Linked DNA regions of Mus musculus: region 1 is linked to region 2. Evidence: chromatin contacts called from ENCODE Hi-C data. All regions are on one chromosome and are shown on one strand. Each heading gives the region's core, a stretch centred on a gene start or an enhancer-like site at or near the end of the contact. The rest is flanking DNA. Distances are from core to core; before and after follow the strand shown. Region 1 overlaps Gm12052 (predicted gene 12052). Region 2 holds the start of Otx1 (orthodenticle homeobox 1).

Evidence for each region. A loop is a pair of places that touch in the nucleus more often than their neighbours do.
Region 1: a map of left cerebral cortex shows a loop between it and region 2 (3-fold over the local background). The contact joins the enhancer-like site here to the promoter of Otx1 in region 2. A Hi-C loop is called at or near these places in 2 of 37 maps with a recorded cell type or tissue (gastrocnemius and left cerebral cortex).

What each region holds. Positions count from the first base shown.
Region 1 is chr11:22,614,806-22,620,747 of GRCm38, forward strand. It overlaps Gm12052 (predicted gene 12052), which reads left to right. Exons shown (of 5, transcript NR_166746.1): 3 at 1,596-1,684; 4 at 2,552-3,025; 5 at 3,516-3,687. Among named protein-coding and RNA genes, the nearest start is that of Gm12052, 6.1 kb to the left of the region's middle. Within about 2 kb of position 2,957, at least 3 of the 3 ENCODE cell types and tissues checked have a DNase peak (open chromatin) inside an H3K27ac peak, as active enhancers do; they include gastrocnemius and left cerebral cortex, where a contact is called at or near this core.
Region 2 is chr11:21,999,637-22,005,837 of GRCm38, forward strand. Otx1 (orthodenticle homeobox 1) reads right to left here and starts at 2,015. Exons shown (of 5, transcript NM_011023.3): 1 at 1,912-2,015; 2 at 1,486-1,553. Gm32517 (a long non-coding RNA gene) reads left to right here. Exons shown (of 3, transcript XR_003949861.1): 2 at 148-221; 3 at 798-948. It overlaps Ehbp1 (EH domain binding protein 1), which reads right to left. Exons shown (of 25, transcript NM_153078.4): 25 at 6,189-6,201.

The DNA.
Region 1 (5,942 bases), core at 1,707-4,206, 620 kb after region 2:
CCTGATACCTAACAAGTACCCATTAAATTAAAAGTAGAACTATAAGACATATATGAGACAATATATCCAGTCCAAAAGGTCTAAAAATTGACTTACTGCTTTATATAAACCACCAATATTCTACATTGCTGACTGGTAGAGGCCATTAATTATTCTGTAAACAACACACCACAATATTATTTTCCAGCAATATTAAATTATTCACAGATTGGTATTGGATGATTTCTAAAGGCACACCAAAGATGAAGCATAAGTAGTAACAATTCTTACTGCAGTTAGGAATTCTTACTGATTCCACTTTTTCCCTAATCTTCAAATTGAGTGAGAATCTTCTATTATATAGCAAATATAATGAGACTATTATTTGGTGATCAGGGGAGAAAATTTTTCCAGAAAGATAGACAATACCACAATAATTGTGCGCACAGTTGGTAGTCATTAAGGAAGTGTGACTTAAGAAAGAGTCCCTAGAGGGATTCGTATATCTCACCAAAGAGAGTGCTAATGAGGGACCTTGATACATAGAAGAACAGGAGTGCAGGAGAGATCTATTCTACACCCGCGTGACAGGCTTTTCTACTAGGGAGAAGTCATAGGGCCTCAGGCTTTGATGCTAATGGTGCTACTTAGAACCATTGGTCCTGAAGTGGATCAGCAGCAGCCCACACTAACAGGACTTGACCTCAGGATAGCACTGTGGAATGGCAACCTTCAGGTCCACAGTACCTGTCACTGGACCATCTGATGGACTCCAAGCAACGTTTTAGAAGCAAGGTGAATAAAAATAAAAGAAGATACAGTGCCGTCCCCTGTTCAGGTGAGAAGCCCAGGATCCTCCAGGAAAGGAAACATAATGGTGAACTCTTTAGTATTATAGAAAGAGAGAGGGTTAGTGGATAAAGGTGATGGATGACTCTCAAACATTTGGACAAAATGTGGAAACACTGCGACAGAAAGAACCAAGAAGCTGGATGACTGAGAGACCAAAACTCAGCAGCCACCCTCACTGGTGGCTGTGCGTGGACTCCCTATCAATAGCTCATCTCAATTATAGCAAGCAAAGAAAACAAAAGCTCATCTGAACCAGGCAGTGGTGGCCATGCCTTTAATCCCAGCACTCGGGAGGCAGAGGCAGGCAGGTTTCTGAGTTCGAGGCCAGCCTGGTCTACAAAGTGAGTTCCAGGACAGCTAGGGCTACACAGAGAAACCCTGTCTCGGGGGGGGGGGGGGGGGGGGGAAGAAGCTCATCTGCTCATCACGTATAATATGTATACACCAATCATTTCTACACGCGTGTGTCATGAGAATTGAATGAGAACATTCCAGGGCAGTAAATGCTATTCCTAGCCTGGTGCACATAAATAAATAAACAAATAAACAAACAAATAAATAAATAAATAAAGTCTTTCCTGAGGCGAAAGTAAACAGGTTTTTTTTTTTTTTTTTTTTTTTTGACCTGGTTAATTACAGATACTTGTCTATGTTCTGTTGTGAATGTCAGCATTCAGTAACTTACCTTAACAATATCGAGCCTGTTGTTGCTGATTGTTAGTATTTTGGCTCTATGAGTTGTTTTGTTGCTTTGTTTGTCTTAGAGAGCTATTTCATCAGGACCTGAGAAAGCTTAGCCCTCAGAAGTGCTTATAGTGAGACCACACAATGACATGCAACATCACTCAGACTCGTGAGTATTCTCCATCCCCCTTTGGTTAGGAGCTTCCACGGATGACATAAAAAGGAAATTTAGCATTGCAGATGATCCTGTGAAACAAGTATATCTGGCAGTGTGGCAATTGTTTGAGGTACTAGAAAGTGTTAGTTAGCCCCGCTTTACTCTGTTACAAACATCTCTTGTAAAGGTGAAGAAAATGAGCTGAAGAACAAAGTCAACATTCCATAGACTGAGGTAGTCAGGAAACATGGTCAGGGAAATGGGGGACTCAGTTAGATGCAACCCAGGACAGCTAAGACGGGGCCTGGCTCTGCATGTCTTTGATTTGACCATGTCACCACAAAGAAATTCCAAAGAGACAAGCCTCCTAGACCAAGCTGATGCAGATTTCAGGCATACAGTAAAGGGCCATCCACCAAGGGTCTCTCTCAGGGCTGTCTTTGCTGCAGCACCGAATGCCCTACAGAGCTAGTATGCTGCAGCTTCCCAAAGTCAGGGTGGACCGGAAGACCCTCCCGCCCCTTTCAGACACATATTCTGCCTGATACAAAACAACCACTCAGTCCACGATACCTGTGTTGTTTTCCAACTATCTTAAAGATTTTCAATCAGAAATTCTACAAGCAAGAAAAACACATGACATTCCCAACTACGGAAATGTATATCCATACCACCATACACAAGTGTTTATAGCTACTTTTTATTCATCGTGAATAATGAATCTGCTTTAAAGACAGGCTGTTGAGTTCGAGACCAGAATTTAGTTTCTCCTTGTCTGCAGCATTCCATGCTGGCATCAAGAGGGCCTCCTTTAATTAGGAAGGACACAAGTGGAAAAGAACGTAATTGGGCTGAGGTTTTAATGCCTGGCTTTGCCAGGCTCTCTTACTGCAGACCCGAGGCACTGGCCCAAGCATTCCACCAGGCTCCACCCAAACCCACCAGCTGGACGAGGAACCACGGGACGTTAGAATCAGAGTAACTTTGGCCAACAATCTGAGACACTTGGGAGAAAATTCATTCTAAATCTAACAGCTTCCTGCTCTCAGGAAGGCCTCTGGGCTTCCGGTGCCTCTGGTCCTCCTTCCCGGCTCTTCTGTGGAGGCTAGCTTCCTCCAAGCTGACCCCGAGGGAGCCGCCTTCTCGTAGGTGGAAAGCGAAGAGAAGAGAGCGGGTAAGCAGTGGAGACACATTGGCTGTACTCAGGACCTGTACCAGAGGTGGCAGGAGGACACCACCGAGCCCTGCTCCACCCATCGCAGCCTCGAGACCCTCTGCGCGGGGATGCTGACCCCTGCTGGCCACCTGAGAGATTGCAGCGTGGCCGACTCCCAAGGGGCGGCAAGTGTAAGGGTAAGGGTAAGGAGATGGGGATGGGAAAGGGGTTGCTGTGTAGTAAGCGTGGGTGGTAGAAGACTAGGGCCAGGATGTTGGGCACCATCAGAGGCCCCTCCACCACCCGGTGGCTGCCCAAGTGCTGTCCGCTCCTCTTGTTTCTAGGAAAAAGAGTGAGAGGAGCCGTAAGGGCTATGGAGCCCAAATCAGCATGCCTCTAGGACCTACCTGAGCCTCCAGAAGACCCCTCAACAGGAACCGTTGTCCGAACCAACCAACTCCAAACCTAAACCTCAGAGGCCTCCTCATGCAGACAGATTGCTGACCTATCTCTGGGGTAGTCAGCTGAAATACCCCAGAGATATTCACGGCCTAATCCCAGGAAGTTTCTTTAAATGGCAAAAGAAACCTAGAGTGTGTTACCCTCGATTATTTAGGTAGATTCTACATGTAATCAGGTATATCACCAAAGGGGAAGTGAGGTAAAGGAATATTTATTTCACTACAGAACAGAAGGCAAGCCATCTTGCAGGAGGACCTGAGGAGAGAAGGAGAGAGTCAGGAGAGAACAGATTCCCTCTACAGTGCCCAGAGTCTCCCCTGACTGATTTGGACCCAATGAAATTCCAAACTCTGGTGTCAAGAACTTTAAAAGAATAAATGTGTGCTGTTTTGAGGTATTGAGTTTGTAGCTTTTTTAAAAAAGCAGCAGCACTGAGGTAATGTGTTGCTTCCCACTCAGTAGTGAGTTCTTAGAATTAAGTGGCTAATGAACAAGACAAACCCCATTTCCATCCCCAGGGAGTTTTATCTGCCATCTCCTGAGCTTTAAAATATTGCTGGCAAATTCTTAGATAGGGTAGCAGAGAAGACAAGGAACACATCAAAAAGACTAGCCCGTAGACATGCAACAAACAAACAAACAACAGCAACGAAGAACAGATTTCACACCTGCTGGGCAGCTACAGTCAAAGTGACAGGGGCAAGCAGTTTCTTGTTTGTTTGTTGTTGTTTGTTTATTTTGCTTTTTTGATGACTTGGAGAAGCCCAGTCCGCACACACTGTTGGAGGGACTCTATGGCATACCCAACCTGGAAAGTAGCTTGGCAATTTCTTTTAAAACTGAGCATACATAACCGGATCACTCGGCACTGTGTTCCCAGGAGTAGCTGCCAGGGATTGAAGCCATTAGAAGGTTCATTCGATCTAAACTCCACTGCGGGTGCTCGCACAGCGCACTCCTCGATACCTGCCTGTACTGGCTAGTTTTGTGTCAACTTGACACACCTGGAGTTATCACCGAGAAAGGAGCTTCAGTTGAGGAAATGCCTCCATGAGATCCAACTGTAAGGCATTTTCTCAATTAGTGATCAAGGGGGAAAGGCCCCTTGTGGGTGGGACCATCTCTGGGCTGGTAGTCTTGGTTCTATAAGAGAGCAGGCTGAGCAAGCCAGGGGAAGCAAGCCAGTAAGTAACATCCCTCCATGGCCTCTGCATCATCTCCTGCTTTCTGACCTGCTTGAGTTCCAGTCCTGACTTCCTTGGTGATGAACAGCAGTATGGAAGTGTAAGCTGAATAAACCCTTTCCTCCCCAATTTGCTTCTTGGTCATGATGTTTGTGCAGGAATAGAAACCCTGACTAAGACACTGCCCAAATGTTTTAGATTCACGAATGAAAGACACACACACACACACACACACACAGCCTCATTTTTAATATGCCCTAAGCAGCCAGGAGCTGGGTCACTACCCAGATGCTTACATGGCTGTACACTTCGTCTCCTGCAGCTCTTAGGCATGACTTTCCTGCTTCCCCATGGTTCCCTTGCCGGGAAAATCTAAGGTTCCCCCCTCTGTCTCCCTGTCCAGCCACTGGCCACTGGCAACTTTATTTACCAATTACAGCCAACTGTGGGCAAGGACCCTCAGAGTCTTACAGACAGACGTACAGGTTCCCATGTGATTTGGGAAACTGAATTAACACAAATAGCATTAGATCCAGTCCACAACAAGGATTCAACTGAGATAACTAAATACATGTATGTAAAACCACCTACACGAATATACATGCTTTGTACATAATAGCTACAGCCCAGAACCCATGGTCAACAGTGCATGGAAATGCAATGTATGTGAGTAGATTATTATCCACAAACCAAAAGGAACAGATCTCATACAGAATGCATAGACCACACTGGCTGAAAGACGCTGTACACAGAGGACTGAGTGTCACTTGATTCCACTTATCATAACCTGTTAAGATGCAAACCTAGCCAGGCTTGGTGGCACACACCCGGTATCAGGAAGCAGAGGCAGGGGCATTGTGATTTCAAGGCCAGCCAGCTCTGTATGAAAATGGTGTTACAGAATAGGCAAATCCACAGAGACAGAAAGATGGCCCATTGCCTGAGACCAGAGATGAGCCTAGGATTGGGGACCAGCCACAAGGGACAGAGGGTCAGTCTGAGGTGATGACTTTTAAAACCAGATTGTGTGGTGATTACACAGGACACTTAGAGCAAATACATCTTACTGTCCAAAAATTATACTTCAATTTTAAAAAGTCAACTCATCCCGTGGTAAGCCTTAAATCATACTTTAAGAGAGGCTCTTCAAAAAAAATATTCCAAAGCATTAAGTAGGACAGGAAGCCAAACAAGATGGGTTTCAGGGCAATAGCCCAACTCTTTTTTAGATCAATGTAGCAGTGATTTCCCCCACCAGCAACCCACTGGTGTAATGCTATCTTCACTTTGTTATTTCATTCATTCATTCTGTTTTATCTTTTCTTTTTTTCGTTTGTTTGTTTGTTTGTTTGTTTGTTTCTCGAGACAGGGTTTCTCTGTATAGCCCTGGCTGTCCTGCAACTCACTTTGTAGACCAGGCTGTCCTTGAACTCAGAAATCCACCTGCCTCTGCCTCTATTTTATCTTT
Region 2 (6,201 bases), core at 765-3,264:
TCAGCTCCTCTAATCCTTGAATGGGGAGGGGGCGCGTGCTAGGAACTGCACAGCAGGCAATCCGAGAAACGTCTTCTCCTTTAGCTCGGCAGCTACACAGCTTCTCAGGAAAGTAAACTTTTCCCACATCGTTCCTTCCTCTTTTAGGGCTTGACAAGGGCCAAAGACACTCCTCGAGTGTCAACAGGAAGGAAAAGTTAAAGCGTGATCAGGCTGAGGAGGTGAGAGCCGGGACCGCGGAGGGTGCAAAATCCCAAGTGAAGTCAATTTTTTTTTTAGTGTGGCGGAAGCAATTTGCTCAAGCAAATGTTCATTTGGCGCCGGGAGGGCAGGCCGCACAGAGATACCGGGTTATTTCGTTTAGTTTGAAATATTTTTGAAAGAGGGACAAAATGGCAAGTAATACAGAGGCCCAAGGTGAATACACCTTGGGTCGCCAAGGCTCACTGGCCACATCATTTCTTCAAAGATCTCCAGCGCTGCCTCCTACCCCAGAGCCTGCAATCACCTTTCTAGTTGACCTCTCTGGGCCCCTAGCACTAAGAGATAGCTGAACAGGAATCCCACCGCACCTCCAGGGTAGATGCGGCCCAGGCCAGGCTAAGGCGGCAAGAAGACGCCAAAGGCACCACAGTAGAAGTGGCAGTTTCAGGATGCCGCCCAAGGTCAGGGGTACCTCCGAGGCGGTCACCCCTCTTCCTTTGCTCGCACAGGCGGGCCTTCTTTCTACCAAGTCTGCTAAGCACACCGAGTCCCACCAGAATTTGATGGCCAACCCAGCGCCCCAAACATTCTAGGGATTTTGGAAGGCCTAGCGTGCCAGGTCGCGTCGCATCGGCCGTCCTATATGAACCCGATGGAGAGCAAGGAACTAGGCCTCAGGTTGTAAAGCTCACGCACAGCCGACCGGGAGGGCGAGGCTCGGCGCAGACACTCTGAGCCCACGCAGCTCTGCTCCAGCAAAAGAAGGGGTTCTGGGAGTATGACTGGGACCGGCGGGGGGCTTGAAGCTACATCCCAGGACCCAAGGGTAGGAGATTCCGGGGAGAAAGGGAGGTAAAACTAAAGCAGCTCCCCCATCCCAACTCCTTTCCCCGCCTCAGCCCTGGGGGACCCTCAGCCTAGACTAAGGGGGTGGGGGGAGGTCAGCGAGCACATAAGGCGGAAAGGAAGGATTCAAAGAGCTTGGGCCGAAGGGCCACAGGCCTGCAGCCTCCGCGGCTAAGCCCGGCTGCGGTGTGAGTTTTCGAGTACTTTCGTCTAACTTAGCAGCCCAGTTCCGCAGCTTCGGAGGAGGCGGGGGAGGGGGCGGCCGGCTCCCGAGCGGCCTGGGGTCCCCAGGGCAGCCAAGGGGCGCCCGGCCTCTCACTCCAACCCCGCCCACCTGCCCCGGACAGAGGTAGCGGGGGTCGATTAGAGGACGGGGAGACGAGAGGGGCCACCATCGTCCCGGGGTGGCGCGCGGCCCGGCGACTCCCTCCTTACCTGCCCTCCGCAGTCGCGGCTTTTCACCATCTACCTCTCGCCTTCACCGAGACTCGCCGGCAGCCAACCTGCAAAACGGAGGCGCACAGGTATTACCCCGGAGACGGCGGGACCCTAGGCTTTCCTCTTCCCTCAACTTCCCTCTTCCCGTCTCCTGCATTTTTTCTAGGAGCTCTGTGCGTGTACCTCCAGGTTTCACTTTATTGCTCAAACACTTTGTTGCAAAGTCCCACATGCTTTTCCTCTCAAGACCTGGCCTCGCCCGGGACCCGGGGGGTGGGGTGGGTGAGTAGGGGGTGTTCGAGGGACAGAGTTAGGAGGTGGCTTGCGCTGGCAGCTGCACTCTCTCGGAGCAAGCCGGAGGCGGTAGGGACTGGAGAAATCCTGCATAGTCACTTGGCAAACTAAATAAATCAAGCAATTTACCTTGTCGGAGTGGCTTGTCTTGCTCGGTTGTTTAGGTGATTGGAAATGTAGCCTGATGAAGATTGATCACCTTTCTACTGCCCTCCCCGGGTATGTGAACGCGAGGCGAGTGCGTAACGGGGCTCGGCCTCCAATAGGGGGCCTAGAGCGGACTGAGTGACAGGGAGCTGGGCAATGGCGAGCCCGGGTTACCTCCGCGCGCCCCCGCCCTCCCTCGCCCCCACCTCCTCCCTCCCCGCGCGCCGGCCCCGCCCCGGTCGCGCGCTAACTCTGGGTCTAGGTTGGCAAATTCCGCTCAGAACGAGTTGAGGAGGGCGAAGGCTGCGCCGGAGTTGCTGGCACAGAGGGGGCCCCGGGTCCCAAGGCTCGCCCGAGGGCCCCCGCCCTCCCCTTGCCCGGGCCGCGCTCCGGAGGAGTGGCGTCAAGCTGCTGGATAACCGGTTCCTGCTCGCGCGCGCGCGCCGCCAGGCTCTGCCGCACTGTGGGAGCCAGGCTTCCCAGGCCGAGGACTCGGGGCGTGCTGGCCCCTGGCACTCCTTGATGCTCCCTGGGGCCCCAGCAACTCCTCCTCCGCTCCCCCACAACCAGCGGTCGCCGCCGGCGCGGGCTGCTGAGCGGAGCCGGGAGTGGGGGTGCAGCTCTCGGCGCGCAGGGCGCCCTGCGGCGACCCGGGACTCTTGCGCCCAGAAAGAGCACCGGCAGGGGAGGCGCCGCCAATTCCCAGCTGCACAGCGTTTCCAGGGGCTCCCAGGCAGTCTCACCAAAGGTGTTCGCAAGTCCTAAAAGCTTCTTCGGAACCGTTGGAACTCAAATCTCCTTACATTCTCTCTCTCTCTCTCTCTCTCTCTCTCTCTCTCTCTCTCTCTCTCTCTCTCTCTCTCATGGATTTGATAGAAAACTTTCTTTTTCACAATCTGTCAGTCTTTCCAGATCTCCACCTACAACGAACAGTCTGGTGGAAAATGTGGCTACACACCCCGATCCCTCTCACTTCATTTTCTACACCTTACTGGAGGAGCCTCCTCGAAACAATTTCCCCGGATTGTTCTTACTGGCAGACCCCAGTTTCCAGCCGAATAAACTTGCTGAGATCGTCTTCTTGTGTGTACTTTTCAAAGCGAGAGGGAAGAGTATTTTCGGCCCAACCCCGAACAAGGCAATATTTTTACATGGCATCTCCTACTGAATACTAGGGACCACACTTACACTCTTTCCTAGTTCTTTTTCCTCATCTTCTGCCGTTCTCACCCCAACAGGCGGGCGAAAAGTTTGAACCACAGTATGTGCGTGGGTGAGTTCGGCAGCCGCCGAGAGCAAGGTAGAGCGGAGCACCGCGATGCCCAGGCCGCGCGGTCCGCTGTGGTCGCTGACCGGGTGCGGGGCGACCAGAAGGAAGGGGGGAGCCCGCTGAGTGAAAAGGGCCGCGACTGCCGCTCATCAAAGTGCTTCTCCCCTCCCCCACGCGACACTTTTCTTTGGAGTCCGAATAAAATACGGTAACAGAATATGACGGAGGGCACACTGTTTCCTTAACTGCTTCTCAAAGGACCGAGAGATCTTCTTAGGACCTTTAATAAGGCTTTGGTCGGTTCTTTTGTTGGTCTCTCAAAATCAACTCCTTCTAATTGAAGTTGGAGCTGAAAGCGAGCTAATGTTCAAAGAAAGTGGCCGCCAGACTAACGAAATTACATTTTTTTTTTTGAACGATGAGGGAACATCTAATCAAAGGGGCAGGGAAGGAGGGGTGTGAGAGGGGACTACGGAGGAGAAAAGGAGGTTTTACAAGATCCTTCTCTGGTTCACAAAAGTCAGCGACACGGGCGCTTCTCTCCAGAACAAAGACACCGCGGCCCATTCACAAAAGCGAGAGAAAGAGAAAGCAGAATAAAAGAACGCGGGGAAAGGGGGGAAATGAGAGTGAGAGAGATAAACCTGCAGGCAGAAAAGAAACAGCGCAGAGCACAGCGCTGGCCGGAGTGAGCACACACCTTAGGCTCTCAGGTCCCTACCAGAAGTAGACCCCAAGGCAGACAGACGATCAGTCTCAGCCACCGGGACTTTCCTGAGTTTAAAGAAAGAAACGAAATATACTCCTGCCCCCTTTTCCAGGGAAAGGCGCAGGCTAGGGTGCACTAGTTTGGCGGGCACGAAAATGTTGACGTCCTGGGGAGTGAACTGAAGGCATCCCTGTCTGGGTCTCCAGGCTGTGAGCCTGGGTTGGCCCTCTGAGGCCCGGGGCGCCCGTCCTGGCTAGAAAACTCTGCTACTCTGGCCTCTTTGGGGCGGGTTCGTTGGCAGTCTTAGAACTTCGCCTGGGTCAGGCTTGAAGAAGTGGGGCGGCTGTACGCATAGGAATGTGCCGGCGAGGTCCCTAAGGCCCACTGCGAGGGAGTCGGTCGCTGTGGCTTCTTGATGCTGTCTCCCTTCATTTTCAGGGAAATGGGAGGAATCGAGTGGCAAGGACCCTACCGCCACCACCCCCCGCCCCGCCCCGCTGCGCCACGAGAGTATTTATCTAATCCCAAATTGGAGGCGAATTTTCTTAATGCTCATCCTGTAAAACCTTGGGATTAAGGAGAAAGAAGCAGCAGAGGGGGTGGGGGGAGGGGAGGAGAGAGAGAGAGAGAGAGAGAGAGAGAGAGAGAGAGAGAGAGAGAGAGAGAGAGAGAGAGAGAGAGAGAAGTTTCTTGAATTCAGCTCAGAAGACTGAGGCAGCCTTTGCTAGGCAAAGGTACGGGTCGGGGGTACTGGTCCAGAAGCTTCGACAGTTCTCTCAAAGGATACTTGTGCATCCAGGGCACAGTAGGGCCAGTGTTGGAGAAGTGGGTGGTGGTGGCTCAGTTTAAGGCCCATCGGCCAGCTGGGTGCAGCATCTAAGTAATCTCACACACACTGTAGAGGCATGACTCTAGAAACACTTGGGACTGGAAGGGGCTTGGACCCCTGGCCAGGAGAAAGTTCTGCACCCGCCCTCCACAAACTCCTCCATCCTCCCCCCACCCCCACACCCGGCGGCCCTGATCCTTTGTCTCTCCACACTGAGTGGGCTTTCTAGGTTTCTGTCCGCTGGCCGGCTGGGTTCTTGCTTGCCCTAAGGAGCGGGACTCCAGGCACTGTGCTGAGCTGCAGTAACGCGACTCCTAGGCTGCGGCCCAAACCCGGGCCACGCTCCACCGCCGCTGAGGGGCGTTCGGGCGCTGCAGAGGGAAACCCCACGAGGCTGGGAACCAAGCAGGAGGGGCCCCCAATCACTAGCAAAGCTAGGGGAGTTTGGCCACCTGGAAGGTCTGGGGCGGGCCTGGGAGAAAGGGAAAGCGCCTTTCTGAGAGGCCCCTGGAAAAGGGAAGGTTTCTCCAATCCACCCTAAACCGATCCCCAGGGTGCTCCGGGGCCAGGCGGTGAATTTCCTACCTGGGATGGGTTGGATTCTTAATTTTCCCCAGAGAGTAGCAACTTGCTGATCTGCTCTCATAAAGAGGACAAAGACTCGATTTCATTTAGTTCCAATAGCTTTTCATCAGAAAGAAAAAGAAAATTCTTTGCTATTAGGGAATTGTAGTAAGTTTTTACTATTTTGAAATACGAGTAAGTGGAAATGGCAGTATACTTTTCGAGTAAAGTGTGTGTGTGTGTGTGTGTGTGTGTGTGTGTGTGTGTGTGTGTGTGTGAGAGAGAGAGAGAGAGAGAGAGAGAGAGAGAGAGAGAGAGAGAGAGAGAGAGAGAGTGAATAAACAGAGAGATGTGGCTAAAGAAGATGCCAGTGTTTCCCGTAAGTAAGTTTCCGGACTTGTTGAAGGAGCTTTCTTTGTTCGGACTCCCAATATAGAAGAGCCCATTTTTACCGGTGGCATAGAAATTGCTACAATTCTCTTTCTTCCATCTCAAATGCACATATCCGCACAACCCCTCCCCCAACCGTAGCCCACTCCCTTTCTTTTCAGTACCTACAGACTTGCTGGTTATGGTGGGAAGAAATTCTCCTACATAGGACCCGGAAAATTCATCACGATGCATTCCCCCCCAGTGGTGTGGAGCTATACATTTCCTGGACTCTTTCAGAGAGATGACTCTTTCCAGAGGACAGTTTACACTCCTTAAGAATGTGACTAATGACTTTGCAATTTGCATTCTGTGAGAGCAGAGCTCCTCTGGATCAGTGTCAGCTCCAAATACAGTCCGGTGTCCTGGGCTGGATTCCACATGGAAAGTCTTCACAATGGAAAGACACACAAACTTCCACTCAAGTTTTCATTGCAAGGAAATAAATTGCAGCAGGGTTTAAGGTAAGAA